4 separate regions of the Homo sapiens genome follow, and regions 1, 3 and 4 are each linked to region 2. A link is a loop called in an ENCODE intact Hi-C map of the cell type or tissue named here. Cell type or tissue: PC-3. All regions are shown on one strand. Region 1 overlaps LOC107984361 (a long non-coding RNA gene). Region 2 has its middle 160 kb from the start of RAB38. Region 3 has its middle 55 kb from the start of MIR3166. Region 4 has its middle 56 kb from the start of CTSC.

The links. Hi-C counts contacts between places; a loop is a spot of excess contacts. Peaks named below come from ENCODE experiments on the same cell type or tissue, not always from the same donor. Only the 100,000 strongest peaks of a DNase experiment are listed, where the experiment ranks them.
Region 1: a loop joins it to region 2, with 11 times the contacts of the local background. A loop is called at or near these places in 3 of 110 quality-filtered maps.
Region 3: a loop joins it to region 2, with 9 times the contacts of the local background. A loop is called at or near these places in 4 of 110 quality-filtered maps.
Region 4: a loop joins it to region 2, with 14 times the contacts of the local background. A loop is called at or near these places in 7 of 110 quality-filtered maps.

What each region holds. Positions count from the first base shown.
Region 1 is chr11:87,460,797-87,465,796 of GRCh38, forward strand. All of the region lies in intron 2 of LOC107984361 (a long non-coding RNA gene), which reads left to right. Among named protein-coding and RNA genes, the nearest start is that of LINC02711, 260 kb to the right of the region's middle. RefSeq lists a silencer at 2,819-2,908. In PC-3, a CTCF peak has its summit at 2,904 (motif pointing right); a DNase peak (open chromatin) is centred at 2,915.
Region 2 is chr11:88,013,789-88,018,788 of GRCh38, forward strand. It overlaps a transcript of RAB38 not described here. Among named protein-coding and RNA genes, the nearest start is that of RAB38, 160 kb to the right of the region's middle. In PC-3, a CTCF peak has its summit at 2,828 (motif pointing right); DNase peaks (open chromatin) are centred at 1,593 and 2,823; H3K27ac peaks cover 728 bases.
Region 3 is chr11:88,229,121-88,234,120 of GRCh38, forward strand. No RefSeq gene overlaps it. Among named protein-coding and RNA genes, the nearest start is that of MIR3166, 55 kb to the left of the region's middle. In PC-3, CTCF peaks have their summits at 2,953 (motif pointing right) and 3,152; a DNase peak (open chromatin) is centred at 2,951.
Region 4 is chr11:88,279,516-88,284,515 of GRCh38, forward strand. No RefSeq gene overlaps it. Among named protein-coding and RNA genes, the nearest start is that of CTSC, 56 kb to the right of the region's middle. In PC-3, CTCF peaks have their summits at 2,007 (motif pointing left) and 2,207 (motif pointing right); no DNase peak of the experiment used is centred here.

The sequences.
Region 1 (5,000 bases), 550 kb before region 2:
ATAAATAAAATATATACAAATATGTACAAAACCATGCTGGCCCTTTTTCTTTGCAAACCTGCTGTTCTTGTTATATTTGAATCAGTGATTGGCTCCATAACCCACCTGATCACCCAAACCAAATTCTAGATTGGTTTCTCTTTTTTTTTTTTTTTTTTTTGCTTCTCACATCAAATTAGTCCATAAGTCCTGTTGATTGTACTTCCTAATTATATTATAGGCTTCTCTCTTATCACTCTGATTGAATTAAGTCAGCCCATTACCATTGCCTGTCTGGACTCTTTCAAAAGCCTCTTGACTAATCTTCCAGCTGCCATCTCACTGTCCTTTTAGAATGACCGTATCTAAAATGCAAATATGATTATATTACCCCTTTCCACCTTTTTGCAATTGTTCAGCAGCTCCTATAGCCTATTGAATAAAACCCAAATTCCTCAGCAAGGATTGTAGGACTCTTCATTATCTAGCTCCTTCCTTCTTTCTCCAGCTCCGTTCTTTCCAATCCTGTGCATATACCCAAAGCCTCAACTAACTGGAACACTTTGCGTTTCCTCAGCGTTCCTACTCTTACCTGCTATTCTTTTTGCCTGAGAGGTCTTTTGGGTTTCATAGCTTGGTTAATTTTTCACTGTCCTCACATCCCCACTCCATGTCACCTCCTCCAGGAAGCCTTCCCTGACCTGGTATTCTGGATTAGGCTCTGCTCTTCTGTGTACCCAAAGGACACTGAACTGTAGGAGGAGATATTTCTCTCTATGGGGCTGTAAGTTCCTGAAGGGCAGGGACTGGGTTATATTTATTTGTATATAGCCACAACTGAGCATGAAGCTTTTCACTTTGCAGAGGGCAGCAAGTTTTGTCAGTTGATGGAGTCTGCTTGGCTAACCGCTTTCATTCTTTAAAATCCTGTTTAGGTATCCCTCCTTTAGGCAAGGACTTCCCTGTTCCAAGGTAAAATTAATGACTACCTTTTCTGTATTACTCCTGAACACTGTATTTACTTCATTTATATCATTTATAATAATAACAATAGTAAAAACATCAATAGAATACTTAGCTATGTGCTTGGCCTTATGATAATTGCTTTAGTGCTGACTTGGAGACATGGTCATCTTTAGTGTTTACAACACACTATGAAGTGGTTACTATGATTATTTGCATTTTATAAAGGAAAAGGCTTGGGTTTCAAGATACTGTGCTAAGTGCAGGGGATACGGCCTGAGAAAAGTGGGCAGGGCTTCTGCCTTCTTGAAGTCAATAGTCTGGTGGGAGAGATGAACATTAAATTAAACATTTCACAAATGATGGTAAAAACTAACACTTCCTGAGAGTTTACTTTTTGACAGGCACTCTTCAAGGTGCTTTACATGTGCCATTTTATGTAATCCTTATCAAAACCCTAGGAAGTTTGTATTGTCTTCCTTACTTTGCAGGAAAGGATACCACAGTTTGGTGGTGCTTGGAAATTTGCCCATGGTCCTACAGTCAGTGAGGGGAGTGCTAGGATTTGAACATTCAATCACCTGCCTCCAGTCTGGTGTTGTCCTGTGCCTGTGAGAACTGTGAAATGTGCTGTGAGAGTGTCACAGGAGGCCTGGCTTGACTAGGGTGAGGGCAGAAGTAGGGCTTCCCAGAGGAAGTGATATGAAGGTTGTGAATCGAAGGATAAGCTGAGGGAGGAAGTGTTTCAGGCAAAGAGAACAGGATTCTTTGGGTTGACAAAAAAAGTCAAACTGTAAATTATCTGAAGAGATTTATTCTGAGCCAAATATGAATGACCATGGCCTGTGACACAGCCCTCAGGAGGTCCTGAGAACATGTGCTCAAGGTGACTGGGATGCAGCTTGGTTTTGTACATTTTAAGGAGGCATGAGACTTCAATCAAGTACATTTAAGAAACACATTGGTTTGGTCCAGAAAGGTGGGATAACTTGAAGTGGGAGCTTCCAGCTTATAGGTATATTTAAAAGTTTTCTAGTTGACAACTGGTTCAGTTTATCTAAAGACCTGGGATCTATAGAAAGAATATTTGGGTTAAGATAAAGGATTGTGGAGACCAAAGTTCTTATTTGCAGAGGAAACCTTCAGGTAGTAGGCTTCAGAAAGAATAGGCTGTAAAATGTTTCTTTATCAGACTTAAAGTCGGTTGATGTTAATGCCAGAGAGGTATAATGAGGCATGTCTGACCCCCACTTCCCATCATGGCCTGAACCAGTCTTTCAGGTTAAATTTTAAGGGTGCCCTGGCTGACGAGGAAGTCCATTCAGATGGTTAGGGGACCTTAGAATTTTACTTTTGGCTTACATTTGGTTTACATGTATGTGTCTTTCTAGGTTGGAATTGTGGCTTATTCACTTTTGTATCAATACTGCTATGCATATTTATGTTCGTATGTATATGTACAGGTATATGTCTCCAGAAGTATGGTAGTTTGAGATACTTAAATGCTTGTTAAAAAACACAAAAACACGTTTGTTGCTTCAACAAGGCTCTCTCTTTTGATTCTTTACACATAAACTCTAAGGTAGACAGAACAAGGGTAACACATTCCTTTGAAAAGATAACCAACAACAAAAGTGACAGCGAAATAGAAGAAGTGATTTGTTTAATGTCTTCAGGCCACAAAGAGACACAGGCAGAACCAGAACTCAAATCTCTGCATTGGGCCATTCTCCGTGACCACTTCTTATTACAGTGGCTTGTCCTCTGGTTATTTCCATTGTCCTTCCAGACAACTGTGGTCATGGGAAACTGAATCTGGGCATGGCCATAGAACCTGAAAGGTATATAATTTCTCACTAGCAAAGAGTCTAGTCCATCTGGGAGACATTTGCATCACACTAGCACCAGGGAACTTTTTACCAAAGTGAAGCATGGGTTTTCTCCATTATGAGCCAGTAGGTGTCACAATTTACCCAAGATGAGCACAACCAGGTCTGTATGGCAGCCTCTGACATGTCCAAGGTATTCTACCTGAAGGGCTGATGTGGACTGTCCTCTCATCCTTCATTGATTATCTGGTCAACTGGCAGATGGTTGACCCCCTCCACCCATCCTGAGAGGTATGGCAGGTGGGGACAAATTATTTCAAAGCTTTGGTCAATTCAATTTCTTTCTTTTTTTTTTTTTCGTAGCTCCCGTATTTATTTATTTATTTATTTATTGCTTTTTTTTTTTCCTTTTTTTTAAATTATACTTTAAATTTTAGGGTACATGTGCGGACAAAAAACCAAACACCGCATGTTCTCACTCATAGGTGGGAATTGAACCATGAGAACACATGGACACAGGAAGGGGAATTCAATTTCTTTTCTCTTTGGCCAGGGACCTTGTGGAGCTTCTGAGGCTACCATCTGCACTGTGGTTCCTGTCTTTGTTTTCTCTATTCCCTGGATGCTTCTTCTACCCACCTCTAAGGTAGCTCCTGGGTGACCTTGGCTCTCCAGCTTTTTTGTTCTCCTGACTGCCAGGGTCAAAGTGAAGCCCTGGTGGCTGCTCTGCATCTGCCTTGCAGAGTTTTTTTTTTTTTTTTTTTTTAATATATTGATTATAAAACTCTGTATCCCTTATTTCCAAGGTTTCCCTGGACTAGACATGCTTTTCTGCCTGCCCATCACCATTGCCAAATGGGGCAACTAAATTTGTGTCACATGACTCTCTTTTCTCTCCTGGCCATTCCTGATCGCATCAGAAAAGGTATCTCAGGGAGATGGTGGGGATGCACCCAGCAAAGGAAGGATGGAAGAGATTCAGGCAGGCTGAAAGAAGGATGGGGGAAGAGAATGAGGGAAGACAGGGAATGGAGGAAAGAGTGGTTGGGGATAGGACACTTATGACTCATATGGAGTATAACCAACTGGCTGGACTCTCATTGACTGGGAGTTTAACCTCAGTGTGCAGGTGGTCGGGGTAGAAGAAACATTGCAGAGGCCTCAAAATCCAGTCTGGATGCATATTCTCAGGCCAAATCCCACTCTAAATATGAATAATTCAATGGTATAGATTAGTACTAAGTATATTTTGAGGAGAAGACACATGGGGAGGGTGGGGAGGATAGAACCAATATTTAGTAAATACTGTAGACTCCTGTAGTCCCTTTATTTACATCGCTCACACACAGCAGTTTAGGAATGCACTTGATAGCAAGGAACAGAAAACTCAACTTGAAGTGGCTTATATAAAGAGACACTATTCTTTTCACATAACAAGAAATCTGGAGTTCGATGCCTTCAGCATTGCTTCAGTGTCTTGATGATGTCAGTACAGGTGACTCTGAGAGCCTCTTGGCCACAAGAGCGCTCCTGCAGCTCCAGATAACATCTTTGGTCAAAGCAGGGAGAAAAGAGTAGGAGAACCAGTTGGCCTCATCTTTCCATTTTTTCAGGGAAGCAGAAACACTTCCAGGAAACTTTTTTCAGACTTCTGCTTATATAACATTGCCCATAGCTGAGTTAACTGGCCATCCCTGGCTGAAGGGGAGACCAGGAAAATAAGTATTAAGTTTTTCCAGCCTCTAAAGTGAAAGGTGCCACAGGATAATAAAATTGAGAATGGCAACCAACAAGGTCTGCCACAATTTCTTATTTTTTTAAAAGTCTCACACTAAAACTAGACAGATGTTAATATTATTTTACTATTACAGGTAAGAAAAGGGAGGTTTCATTAAGGAAATAAATTAATCAAGGTGAAACAACTAATATATTGGAGAGTTGGAATTTAAATCTTGGTCATTTTGATTCTAAAGTCTTTGTCCTTCATGTGAGCCCTGGGAGGCTCAACCCTGACCTTGGACATGTACATCTCCAGGCTGTGTGTGGGGAGCTGTGTCTGCCAGCCTTAAAAGCAGGCTCCTGAAAAATCCTGTAAGTGTGAGAGAGAAAATGTTGGAGCCTCAGAAAATTACTTGCTTCTATTTAGGAAGCCCGGGTTTCCTGTGGTGTTGCTGGGTGGAGGAGGTGGATAGAGAAGGTGTGGAGAGAGAAATGCAGAAAATTAAGCCC
Region 2 (5,000 bases):
ACTGGAATGAAATGGCTATTTTTCAAGGCCATGCAATATAATTGATTGAAAGCAGACATACTGACATTAAAATCAATAGCACAGTAAAGAGCACATCGCAGTACCCTTTACATATTGCTACATAGTTCCTGCTCAATAAATAATACCAGAATAGCAGCAGCAGCAGCAGCACTAGTGGTAAAAGCAGTCATATTAGAAGTGGTGACCGTAGCAGTAGCTATTATTGTTATGGTATTAAGTGGGAGATAGAAGACAAGTGCACTACTAGGGACAATCTCCTCTTCCCCTCTTGCTCTCCAGTATCAAATAGTCAAGAATAATGGGAACTTTAGTAGGAGAAATAAACGGATTTATAATCTGTATGCCAGGTCTTAATGCAGTTACTTATATATACTGTCTTATTTCTATACTCCATATGGTAGGTAGTTTCAACTGCATGTTACGGATGAGGAAACAGGGTCAGGGAGTTGAAAAAATTTCTGCAAATTCACACAGTTGCTAAGTGGAGCAAATTAGGATGCAAAGCCTGATATGCCTGGTCTCAACCCATCATAGTGTCCCTTATCTGTATATCCTAAAATTTCAAGGACAGAATGACCCCGGTCTGTTACTTGTTTTACAATACAACAAGGCTATTTGGTAGGTATTATTATCCTAATTTAAGAGACCAGAAAAATGAAGTTCTGACTGGCAAAATGACTTTCTCAAAGTCACACAGTTCAGAAGTGGCAGAGTTGAGATTAGAAGACAGATCTATCCTCCATGATTGTTACAACAGCCACAATCTGGATGTAACAAGTCATATTAATGGTGGTGGTCATTGCTAATTTCTCCCATCACCCATACCTACCCTGCTGGCAAGGCCTGGTTTGTACCCTGACAACCATGTGTTTTGGGGAGGATCCTTCCTCAATCCTTTTTACTGATGGGCCTTATTACCTGCATACTGATTGGCTTAAGAATGGGTGGGGACAAATTTGAGCCTCTCTTGATGTGCAATAAGGCCAGGTGGCAGAGACCAGGGCAACAAGAGGTACAACCCTCAGGGCACTACTGGAAATGTTATTAGAAATAGTACTGAGCAGTGAAGGACGGCAGGGCTTCTGTGGGAAACAAGACAGATATGGATGTGGCAACCTCTGGAAAGTTGTGGAGACACAACATCCAGGAATTTCTGAAAGTGAAATTGACAATCAAAGCAAATTAGTAACCAATAATAGATCGACCTTAAAATCAAAGTACCAAACACACCCAGTTGCCTGTATTTTTTTTTTTTTACAAATTTTTTCAGTTATAAAATCTCTCTACAATGTTGAGTCTTGGTGATAATTTAATTGCCATTATTTTTCTTAAGAAGTATGTGGCTGGCTAGATCATGGGCTAGTACTCATCTATCTACTCATCTATCTAACCAGCTATACAGTGAGAGAAATGAGAAGCTTTAGCTTTTCTCTTCTATGGTTCTCAAACGTGCTGAGTAAACTAAGTGAGCAGTCTTACAGGTGGAGACTTAGTTCCTCAGATACTCTTTTTATTTTTAGTTCATTAGGTAATGTAGTGTGGAGTCAGATTGTTTACTTTTAGTCTCAGATCCACTGACTACTCATTGTAACCTTGGGCAAGTTTTCTGAATCTGTCTTGGTCACTACAATATGGTTTGCTATAAGGATTGAATGAGATCATCATGAAGGTAAAGCACCTATCACATAATAAGTGATCGATAGGTATCAGCTACTATTTTGATCATTGCCTTGCAGGGGTTCAGGATATGGAAATGTGTTAATCATACTCTTGTGGTGATTTAGATGCTTGTTAGATCTACTAAGGGGGATAAGACTCCAGGAGAGGAAAGTGAGTTACGAAAACATTACAAATCAAAGCTAATATTTGACTCTGCCAGTAAAGACAGCACCCAGTCATCCTAAAAGCTCCCTATCAGCTGTTGCGTGTTCCTAAGCTCCTGGCTCGGTTAAAAAAATGTCTTGAGTCTTAGAGAAGAAAAATGTTTCCAGTTGGGCTTTGGAGCCTTTGCATGAGGACAGTCTGAAGGCTTTTCCTTTCTCCTCCAGCCTCTGTTCCAAGTAAAATGTTAAGACTTTAACACTGGCCACTTGGGAGGTCTGGGCTTGTGCATCAGAGATAGAGATCCTTGTACTTTCAGCCATCCTTCCACCATATCCACCACCTCCCAATGGGGTAGCCCTTGTCTTCAGCTAATATTTCGGCAATGTGCAATCTCCATATAGAAAAAAGCAGCAGGGAAAAAAAGCAGCTTTGATTTCTGCACCTGAGCTGTCCACTGAATGCCAGCTTCCTTTGCCTACTTGGTAGCTAACAGAATTCTGGCAACAACAATAGCTAGCTTGTTTTGCAGCAATCCAAACTTTTATTGTCTAAACAGGCAGAGTATGGTAGAAAGTATGCTACATAGAGGACTTCAAAGACAAGCGCTCCAGGCTGTCCACCCTTGCAATGATTACTTTAACATCCTGAACCTCAGTTGTCTCACCTGGTAACAGTAGAATGAGACAACCTATTTCAACAGGTTATAATGAGGACTTATATTCTCAATAATGTAAGTCAGAATATCTGCCTAAAGAATCTACTCAGATGCCTGTGGAATCTAATGAAAATGATTGAAGACTTGAAATAAAGATAATTTTTGCTTGTGGTGAAAGGAAACATCTTCTGATTAACTTCTTCCTGGGGGAACACAGGCCGGGGCACAGATGTTCTCTCCCAGCTAAAGATCCATCTTGCTTCCTAACAGACCTTGATAAGTCCATGGTCACTTTCACCTCCACCTTCCTGAGATGCCACAAGGGGGAGCACTAATACTTATAGATGACCTATCAATGTGCACTTTAGTCCATTTTTGCCCCATCAGCTATTTCCTGGTGTAAAAATGTTTTCTTCCTTAAAAGCAGGTAGATTCAAGCAGAATAAAGAGAAACTTAAACTCAGCAAAGAAAACACCATAGTTTTGGCCTAGTTCTGACACTGACTTGCTTAAGTCCCCTAACCCCTTTGAGGACTCACTTTTCTTTATTTGCAAAATTTATTCAAAACTTGCTGGGCACGAATCTGGGTAATAATGATTCAGAAATGAAGAGATTTAATCCTGCCTTCAAAGAACCCACAGCAGGATGGATTAAGCAGACTTGCAAACCAACAGTTACAAAGCAAAATGATAAATGTTAATAGGGAAAGATCAGACACTTGGAAGAAGGTGCCCCTAGGGTTTCTTAAGAGTCATAAAAAGCTTCACAGACAAGGCAAAGCTTAACTTCGAATTTGAAGGAGGAGCAGCAGCTTGGTAGGTGAGAAAATGAAGATAAGCACTGCAAGCAGAGAGGATGAAATACACAACCATGGACATGAGAGAGGAAAGGTCAGTTTACTCAGAATACATTTAGGGGTAGGATCAGAATTCTTATCCATTGGTCTGTGAATACTTCATGTATGATATTGTACCTATGTGCATAAATGTACTTTTCAGTGGAGAAAATCCATTTAGTGATCTCATCATATTCTCAAATTAGTTGGTAATAAAGGATATATAATATATAGACACATACACACACACACACACAAACGCAAAGAGAGAGAGAGAGAGGAGTTATATAATTTCTAAGGTCGTATAATCCACTTCTTCATTATATTTATTCACAATTTTAAAAATGTGCATATAAAGCTACTATTCATGGGTCTCAAGGACATCTGTCTCTAGTTCTTTTCTTATTATGCTATGATTCATATTTTGCTGATTAACTATTACGTACCCTAGTCTTACACTGGCTTCTTTATAACTCCCTTGAAATCTGCATTTGTTTTAAGACCCCTGCTTTCAACAGCCTTGGACAATTTCAGCTCTGTCTCTATATGTTACCCAGATCTTTTGTTAAATTGTATTTTATATATATATATAATATATATTATATATATATATAATATATATTTTATAAAGAGGAAGGTCACCGCAATTCCCTGTGATTTCCTCTTTTTCAGACTGATATGGTTTGGCTATGTCCCCATCCAAATCTCATCTTGAATCATAGCCCTGGTAATTCCCACTTGTGGGAGGGACCTGGTAGGAGGTAATTGAAACATGGGGACATGTCTTTCCCATGCTATTCTTGTCACAGTGAATAAGTCTCATGAGATCTGATGGTTTTGTAAAGGGGAGTTTCCCTGCACAAGCTCTCTTCTCTTGTCTGCCGCCGTATGAGACATGCCTTTCACCTTCCTCCACGATTGTGTGGCCTCCCCAGCCACAAAGAACTGTGAGTCCATTACACCTCTTTCTTTTGTAAATTGCCTAGTCTTCGGTATATCTTTACCAGCAGCGTAAAAACGGAGTAATGCACAGACCTTCACCTTCCCCTATCAACTTTTTTCTGCCAGCTAATAACCCTGCTTCTTATTTCACTGAGCCAGTCTGTACCCGTATACACTTACTGCTAGACCTGTTATTATCAAAAGTCAACTCTTAAATTTAGTACTGCAGCACGTGCTTCTCATTTAAGGATATTTCTCTAGCATTGTCCACCCTTTTCCCACATCATCTTTTCTCTCTACTGAATTCCCCCCACTACCATTCAAACATAGTGAAATAGCTCTGATTTTAAAAGAAAATCCTCCCTTTATCCTTCCATCTCTCTTCTACAATAACCCCATTTATCTATTTTCCTTTATGGCAAAACACCTCAAAAGAGTTTTCTGTATCCATTGTCTCCATTTCTCATTTTGAACCTACTCCTGACATGTCTCTGTCCCTAGCAGAAAGCAGCGACAATAGCAAATTCTCAGTTCTCATATTAGAGCCATCCCTTGGTATCCATGGGGGATTGGTTCCAGGACCCCTGCAGCTACCAAAATCTATCATGTTCAAGTTTCTTATATAAAATTGTGTAATATTTGCATATAACCTCCATATACATACTTTAAATCATCTCTAGCTTACTTATAATATCTAATACAATGTAAATGCTAAATAGTTG
Region 3 (5,000 bases), 220 kb after region 2:
ACTTGATATTTTTCTCTTGCTAATTTTAAAACTCTTTATTTCACTTGGACTTTAGACATTCTGAGTATAATATGCCATGGTGAGGTCCTTTGTGCAATGTATTTTCCTTGGGGTTGCTGTGTCCCCTGTATCTAGATGCCTAACTTTCTTGATAGATGAGAAATTTTCATTATTTTCTTAAATATGTTTTCTAAACTTTTTGATCCCTCTTCACTTTTGGCAATACCAATAATTAGTAAATTTGGTCACTTTATCTGGTCCCAGATGTCTGAAAGCTTTGTTCATTCATTTTTTATTCTGTTTCTCTTATTTTTGTCTGACAGGATTATTTTGAAAGTCTTGTCTTCAAGTTCTGAGATGCTTCTTCTTGGTCTAGTCTATTATTGAAACTTTTGGATATATTTTTTATTTCTTTCAATGAATTTTTTAATTCCAGAATTTCTATTCTATTTGTTTTTATGATGTTCATCTCCTTGGTAAATTTCTCATTAATATCCTGGATTGATTTTCTGATTTCTTTGTATTGATTTTCAGGTTTATCTTGCATCTCATTGAGATTCTTTAAGATCAGTATTTTGAATTCTTTATCTGAACTTTTAAAGAGGAATTATTTTTGATTGGGATCTGTTATTGGATAATTTTGGTCCTTTGATGGTATCATATTTCCCTGATTTTTCATGTTTCCTGTGTCCCTCCATTGATTTTGGTGCATCTTGTATAGCAGTCACTTTTTCCAAGTTTTTGAAATTGCTTTCATAGGGGAGAATTTTTTCCTGAGGATGTGTATATGTTGTTGATTCAGTTAAGATACTGTGGCTTTGATTTTGGGTGCTCATGGTAGTGTGATCTTTGTATGAATATTTTGGCAGTACACAGGGCAGTGGTCTCTGTGATTTCCTCAGTGACTAAGGGTACAGCTAATAGTTGAGTTTGTGGTGGAATTAAGCTAGTGACCTGGACACCAACTAAATCAGTCTTCAGGCTCTGGTGGTAGTAGCAGTGGGGTCCTTTCAGGCCCCAGAGCAACTTACACTGGCTCTAGTGTTTGTGAGTCTGGGAGGACTGATTCTTGAGCCTTCACGTGGCTTGCTTAGAAATTAATAGTAAGAGCAGTGGTCCCAGTGTGTGGGTGGGTTCTTAGGACCCTTGGTAGCTAATGTGGTATGGGTGATGGTAGTAGCAATGGTGGTGCAACCCACTGGGACCCAAGCAACGCATGTTGTTGTTGCTGGAAGCTGTGATGGGTTGGGTGGGCTAGTCTCCAGTCCCACAGCCACCTGTAGCAGGGCAGTAAGCATTGTCCTAACTGTGCTTAGGAGAGCTTTGTCTCACTTATCCCTTTCCCAGCTGGGTGGCAGCTGCAACTATGTCACCTCAAACTTGGCCCAAGGTTGGGGCACAGCCCAGTATTAAGTTCTCAGAATGGCACTCTGGGCCTGTGACCAGGGAGTGTAAGGTCCCTTCAGGCAAGAAGCATGGGCAAGAAGCTATGGGAAAAGCAGTTTACTTGAGTCTTGGTCTTACAGCAGCCCGTAGTAGGGTACTGGGTATTGACCTAGATGTGCATTGGGAAGCCTGGCTTTCCTATACCTCTTTAACTGGGCATTAGCTGAAGCCATGTCAAGTCAAACTCATCTCAAGGGCAGGGGACAACCAAGCATTAAACTCTCAAAATGGCACCTTGAGTCTATAGTCAGGGAGGGTGGGTCTCCTCCCATGCAGGCAGTGTGGGCATGAAGCTGTGGAGAATACAGTCCACTTGTGTCTCAATCTCACAGCAGCCTGTTGCAGGGAAGTAAATATTGTCTTAGATATACATAGGATACCTTTGTCTTCTTGTTCCTCCTTGGCCAGATGGCAGCTACAACCACATCAGCCTGAACTCAGGCCTAAGGTGACATATGGCTCAGCCTTAAACTCTCAAAATGGCACTCACCCTGGGCCTGGGACCCAGGGTGGGCAGAGTACCTTCCAGTCTAGCAGTATGGGCAAGAAGCTATGGGGAATATGGTCCACTTACATCTCAGTCTCACAGCAGCCCACAGCAGGGCAGCAAGCACCCTCCTAGGGGTGCATGGGAGTGCCCAGCCTCTTCTTTCTCTTGTTGGAGCAGTGCAGTAGCCCCAGCCATGTTTGTAGATCTCCAGTATCTAGGCTCTCAAGATAGCTCCCAGCTGAGGCTGCTCCAAGCTCAGGTGCCTGTGAAATTTTGCATGGGTTCTCTTTCTGGAGAAACATCTCTTTGCAATCTTTAGCCAGCTCTGTATGTCAAGCCCAAGGCCCTAACGAGTTAAGGGTTTCTTTGGTGGCCATGATAGTAAAAGCTGATTTTGGAACCCCGGGGGTTTCTCTTTTACTATTTCCCCATGTCCAGGAGGCTCTCCTAACTTTTAGCTGGTTCCTGGCTGGGCAAGCTGTCTTGCTCTCTCTTTACCTATTTCGGGTGCTTCTTGTCACTGCTCTGGGGAATCCTAGCATTGTGCCCTATATGATCTGTTTAAAATGTGAGTATCTGCCAACTATTCTGATATCTACTTACTATCCTGGTTCCTCTCCTAGGAGGAGGCACATATTACCTATGTCTAGCTGGCCATCTTTATATGATGCACAGTGAGTTTCATGGATATGCACCCAGAGCAGGTCCCCATCTACCAGCCAGTTGTCACTATTTTTAACTGTCACTTTAATTTCCCTAGAATCTAATAATGCTGCCCTCACTTTTATTCCTGTGTTTTGTGCTAACATTTAATCTTCATAACCACCTTATATAATAGGTATTATTTTCCATTTTTATAGAAAAGCAAACAAATCACAAAGAGCTAAGAAGCTGCCCAAGTTTACTTGGATATTGAGCACAAAGTCAGGACTCAGAGCAAGGTCTGTAGCCTCAAAAGCCTCTATTCTATACAACCATGCCATACTCACTTAGAACCGTAATATGGAGCAAAGCCACTAGGTGGAACCCCATAAAATCTGCGCTTGCCACAGGCCCAACATTAATCACTTTAGTCCATCGGATGCTGATGCTGGAAAGGATGAAGCAAATCAGTGATCCTACCCCTTCATTCTCACAGAGGAGAAATCTGAGAACTAGCTAAGGAAGAGAATTGCCTAGGTCACACATTGATTTAGTAACATGCCCCAAATCAGCACCCAGAGTGTGTATTGCCGTAGGTCTTTGCATTTGCCACAGTTATTGTTTTTCTTCCATGGTTATAAACAGAAAAGATGTACAGCTTACATAAAATCAGGAGAAATATCTGATCCATCTTTTCTATGGCAAGACAAAGCAGGGTTGGAAAACGTTAATTAGCTTGTGAACACACACTCTCAGCCAGAGGAAGTGTGCTTCATAGTCAAGGCTCACAACAGTGTGCATTAGAATAAAAGTATCTATGTTTCCTCTTCTAGATCATCAAAGGGTTTTTACATCACTTGCCTACTGCAACTAAATGCCAGGGCTTGGGCATACTGAGGGGAAAAGGCTGTCTAGTTTTTCTGCTCACAAATGTTGTGGTCGGAGGCAAGTTTTCTGCTCACTGCTTCCACGGAGTAAAATGGTACCATCTGCTGTGCCTAATGGGCACAATCAGAGTGCGGAGTTATGGGGTCTTGAGATGAGATGATTGTAAGAAAAAAACTGATTATGACAGACGATCATTGATAGCTTTGCTGTCCCTTCAGTTCTATCATAACCCCTTTTACACAATGACAACCTGCTACCATGCCACTGTCCTAGAAGGGAATCTCACAATTGCATGCAGCAATCTCAAAAATAGAAATGATACAACAAATAAGGATGGTTATATTGTTGAAAATAACGCTGTTCAAAAATTGTTTAAAACAGTTAGCTTTTTCTATGCTATCTCATTCCTCCCAGCTAGATTTACCTTTAAAAGAACACTAAATGAGACTTTATCCTCACAGCTGAAAAAATCTGGTCTTCTGATAGAAAGCTTTTGTGTCAGTTAATATATTTATACAAAAGGTAGAGTAGCTAGAAATAGAGGTGCTCCATATATAAAGATTAATTAAACTTCTAGAATTTTCATTGCTAAATTTGTAAATTCAAAATAAAAACATAAATCACTTTTATAAAAAAAAGGGAAAGAAATGTCTTACAACCTTTACAGAAAAGGATATAAGAATTAACTTACTATTTATTGCAACCAAATCTGTGAGTTGGGTAATATTATTCCAATGTTTCAGAAAAAAAAGTTAAGAACAACAAAAAATAAATTGTACAACGGGTAAATGTCAGAGCTGGAATTCTGTATTTGATCTTTTTTGGCTCCAAAGCCTGTCATTCGAACCACTACACACTTAGGGTCACTATTAGGCCCTGTATTCTACCTCTTTTTCATTTTTAAAGAAATAACTGGCAAAAATTTCTCATAGTGGCGTATTATATAGAATTGTTTTCTTTTACCTTTAATTTTCTAACAACAGACATAAAAACAAAACAGGAGAAAAATACACAATATTGTTGCTAAAACAGTGAATGCTGTAGAACAAAATGATAGGTGATATGTGTGTGTATATATCCTTCTTTCTCTTCTTTTCCATATGTAGTTACATTATTTTAAAACTTAAAGAAGAGTATTAAGGAGACGGGACAGAAGTTAATATAAAAATACTTAAGAATTCTGAAAAAGCCGGCAACTTTTCTTTCTACCTTGTGATAAGTCTGAGATGACACCCTTTGACACCGTTTTCCTCCTCCCTATCCATTCTCAGTATCTAGAGCCCTGACATCACACACACACACACACACACACACACACACACACACACACACAATATTGCCACATTTCCTACTTTCTCTTTGATAATACCCATTCAAACTGAGCTTTGCACCTCTAGAATTGGTTCTCCTGGTTCCTGGAGTCCCTCCTGCTGTGAGATTTGCTCTGACTCTGGACTATCCCTGCCTGCTTACTACCTACCCTCCTTTTCTTACACTTTTCTCACCAATAATTAAGGAACACATGCATTTTTCT
Region 4 (5,000 bases), 270 kb after region 2:
AAGGGTAGTTTATCCTACAGAAATTTGGGTGAGAAAGTCTGACGAGGATGAAGGTGAGACTTGGACAGTGCTTTGAAGATACCAATAGCTTCCTAACTGATCTCACTGTTGCCAATCTTGCTCTTCCTCTTATGATTTCCTTACCAACAGATAACAACATTACAAAAGCAAAGATCTGATCATAATATTTCTCTGTACAAATTCCTTCTCCCCACTGATTACATCCTCACCAGCATTTATTATTAAAATTCATTGTATATGGAAATAAACCCAGATGCAAAGTTGCAGACTTTCTTCCTTCCCAGAACCTTGAATATCCTCCTAGTTTGTATTCTAGTTCCCCCATCGACCCCTGCCTCATTTTCCTGGGTCTAGATACCATGCTCAGCTATTACTTTGCTGGATCATGATACACTATGCCCACCTACCTCACCCAGGCACTAACTCACTGGGAATCTTTAGCCAAAATTTAGAATCATGTTACTGTCCCTATTTGTGCCCCAGAAACTTCAGCAGCTATGTTCCATCAACTTAGAAGATGCCTCCTTTAAATATCTATACTTCCTGGATCATACTACTGTATTTCCCTGGAATCCATAAATTGAACTGTGACTTCCTTTTATTCTATACCAACTTACATCTGAAGTGGTAGATTACTTCATATGGGTAGATTTAGAACACTGTGTTTCATTTGGCTCTTCCATTTTACTTTCTCCAAGAAAAAGAATGGAAGATAATAGGAAGCAATATGTATAAGACTGAATTAAGACAGAATTATTATCAAATTGAAAGACAGTGAGTTATGTTATTGGCTTTCAACATATATCAGACAGACCATGCCTCCTTGTCTAATAATAAAGACTTCATTTGGAGGTCCCAGAACACTAAATGATATGAAGCTATGGGTTAGGGGATGGTCAATTTACAGAGGCATGGGATCCTGGTTAACAAAAATTTTCTAGAAAGAAAAGAACATGAGTAAAGCTAATTTAGGGCACCATGATACATCTACTTATGGACATATTTGTAAACTACCAAGACCACCCTGTTTCATAATAGCCCAGTCATAGGTAGAATAATTACCTTTAAGAAGAATATAAAAGTACTAATGCTAAAGAAAGCAGAAATAATTCTCTAAGTCATTATTGGCTAAGAGTGTTGTATAATTTGCAGGTACATTTAAAGGAAGAATTACTAACTCAAGGCCTACTGCATTGCATTTCAGAAAATATACATTGAAAATAACGTGACATAATAGAGAATAGGTAAATGTCTGTAGCCATGGGCTCGAATACTGATTCTTCCAAATACCCTGAGCAAGGATCTTGGTCTACTGAACCTCAGTTTTCCTATCTGTAAAATGGGCTTTTAAAACCTGTTCTATTGACAGATTGTTTTGAAGAATAATACAAGTAATGCACTGCCATTCAAAAGGTAGTTATTTTATCTATTGTCATCGCTATTTAGACAGGCACAGTGTCTCAATATCAGGTTAATATAATGTCTTATTTTTGACATGTAAATGGCCATTAAGTGTTTTAAATCCTTCTTTAACTAAACAGGAGATTTGAAGATCAGCTTTTGAGTCCAGAGATTTGGGCAGAGGCCAAAATAATTCAGCTGCCAGCTACAAAGTACCACAGCAAGTGCCAAAAACGCTACTCATTTTTGAATGAGAAAAATATCTCTGCCAAACCAAATCTTAAGCGTTTTTATAGTTCTTTCCCGTATGTTCCTATAAAAAGGTCATTTTTTACATCTCATTTTTGAATGGAGCTGTCAGAATAACAACTTTCAACTGTCTCCCAAGCCTCAAAAATTGATCCAGTTAAAAAGAATTTGAGGATGGGAAGTATTTTTAGAGAATCCAGTGACTTGTGCTTTGAAGTCATGGACAGCACAGATTGAAATAAACACAAATAACTGACCTCTAGTTTGTACTTGGTCCATCCAGGTCTGCTTCTGGAGAGACAGCTCCCAAACAAACATTTCAGAACTCACAGCACCACCTTCTGGGGGTAGTATTTGGGGCAATATTTGAAATATTTGATAACCAGTCATGTTACAACTGACTAGAAAATACCATTTTCACTCTTATTTACACCTATTCCATGGCCAGATTAGAAAAACGAAGAGGAAGTTTGTTAAAGCAGGCCACACAATCTCTAAATTCCAGGCGGCTAGAATTTCACACGGTCTGGGGAGGAATTAGTGGTCTGAACTGATTGTGCAGGTCCCTGTCTCCACCAGGAGGAAGGGGCATCATTTTCCCATTCCCATATTGGCACTCTGTGAGCTAGCAGAAGCCCTTGGAGATTGAAATATTACAATAAATAGGTCTGAGTTTCTCAGAACTGCCATGAAACTTCTAATATGTGAAAATGTCTGGAAAGTTATAGAGTGGAACTGAAATATCTTCAAGGGATACAGCCTTCCAAATAGATAATGTTCAAAGAACAATTGATAGTGGTTACTGAAAACTAATACAACTGTTTTGAGTTTACATCCCCCATATCTGAGATTCCACACTAAACAACTTATATAGGGATTTTGCATATTATTCAAATAGAAAGCTAGATTGTTCACAACTGTCACTCAACTTCACATATTCTTACCAGCTAAGATTTTCCTGAGTTTAAATTTTTGTAGCCTGTATTGTGGAAATCACAGATTTATTGAATGTGCATTTTCAGAATCACTATCCATATCCATCTTGAAATATTTTTGAGCTATGGGAAACCAGGTGAGCATTTTAAGCAGGAATGTGGCATTGTCACCACTGGTGTGGTAAGGACTGGAAGAGAGCAAGACTGGGAGTAGGAAGGTATGTTAGGAAGCCATAGCGATGACATAGGTTACAGATCATGATAGGTTAAGACAGACATGTGGAGAGACAGATGTAATAGGTATTTAGAAATCAGAATTAATAGCAGCTCATGATTAATTGAATGTTGGGGTAAGGAAGATGAATAAATACGATAGTTTTCTGATTTTTGAAAAGTTGGTGAATGGAGATGCCATTAACTAAAAAGATGGAAATGAGCTGCCTTTGGGAATAGAAAGATGATGTATTCAGACTTGTGCATGTTGCATTTAGTAATAGGACTTGTGCCTTGTATCAGTGGAGAATGAGATACAGGGTTTAGAATTATAATAGGCAGCCTTTATGAGGACCCCCAGTGAAGTTACCTCCTGGTATATTCAGGCTTCATGTAACACTATCTCCTTCAGTAATGTGCTTCTGACCAACAGAATATGGAAACATTGAGGAGATGTCTCTTTCATGATTAGGTTACAAGAGATTATGAATCCTGTCTTGCAAGTACACTCTCTCTGTTGCTTTCATAGCTTGCACATTTTAATGAAGCAAACTGTTGTGTTATAGAGGCCCACATGGCAAGGTCCTGAGAGTGGCATCTGGTCAACAGACACCAAGAAACTGTCAACATAAAATAAACAAATTCAAAGTCTATTTTAAGAGAGTTTATTCAAGCACAAAGGTTAAGGACTGCAGCCCAGGAAACACTTCCAAATTGCCTTGGGAGTGCTCTGGAGAACAAAACAGATGCTCAAGTGTTTAAAGAAAAAAAAGATGAATCAGGGGAAGCAACAATTACAAAATTTTTTTGTCAAGAATTCTCATTGGTTCACAGAAATAACATTAGTTAGCAATTGGCTATACATTGTGGAACTATAGGGTATATGGCATTTTATGGCTACTTGGGATCAGTTAGTCTAGAGCCTGCAAAGCAAGTGGCTTGGAGAGATAGTGATTTAGCTCAAGAGGGAGTGAGATGTGACTGTTGCCACATGTTAAATGCTTTTCTGGGCCTGATTATTTAAGGGAGCTCACATGCCTAGAGGGAAAGTAAAGTTTAAGGAGGACCGGGAGACTGAAAAGAATATTGCAAAGAAATACAGATCTGAAATCTGGGAATTGCAAGGTTAAAGAAGGTGTGACCAAATAAATACCAACTGCTGAAAGACTGAAAACTATTTTCAGCAACAAGGTGGATTTTATCTTGATGTGAACAATTTCACATTAAGTGACCTGGCAGAAGGCAGATTTCAACAGACTGAGGAGAAAACACAAAGTGAGAAGGTAAAAGAAATTTCGTTGAAGACACTTAAATGTTAAGAAAAGTATAATGTGATATTTGCAGTAGGTGAAAAGTTGGTAGCTGATATGGTTTGCCTCTGCGTCCCCACCCAAATCTCACCTTGAATTGTAATAATCCCCATGTGTCAAGGGTGGGACGAAGTGGCGATAAGTAAATCATGGGGGCAGTTTCCCCCATATTGTTCTCATGATAGTGAGTGACTTCTCCTGACATCTGATGGCTTTATAAGGTGCTTCCCCCTTTGCTCTGCACTCATTCTCTCTTCTGCCGTCCTGTGAAGAGGTACCTTATGCCATGATTCTAAGTTTCCCCAGGCCTCCCCAGCCACGTGGAACTGTTGTCAATTACACCTCTTTTCTTTAAAAATTACTCCATCTTCACACCAGTGTGAGAACAGGCTCTTATAGTGGCTTTTTGGAGGAGAGAGAGACTTGAGCTTATTTATGTGATAAGGCCTCTTTGGTCATGCAAATTTTTATTACATTTTCTGTTATTTATACCATAGCTATTTTTCATAAGAAAAACAATAAAGGAAATAAGTACGCTTAATCATTCATAATCCTCTTGCCCTTTTGAAGGCACTAACATATCCATTTGCATTTTTCATAACAAAATACAGCATCATTTTTCCCACATATAACATAAGTACTTCTTAATGTTGTTATGTTAGTGCCATTGTTGTTTTTAATATTGTATAATATATTGTCAAGTTTGTGTACTATAAATGATCTATTTTCTACTTATTGGGCCTCTAGGTTGTTTCCAACTTTTTATAACTGTAAATGATGCTGTGATTAATTGTGCAAAGTTGCTCCAAAACAAAAACAGAGAAGCTTCCCATAAGAGTGTTTCCTGGATGTTTGCCAAAGTCAGTACTCT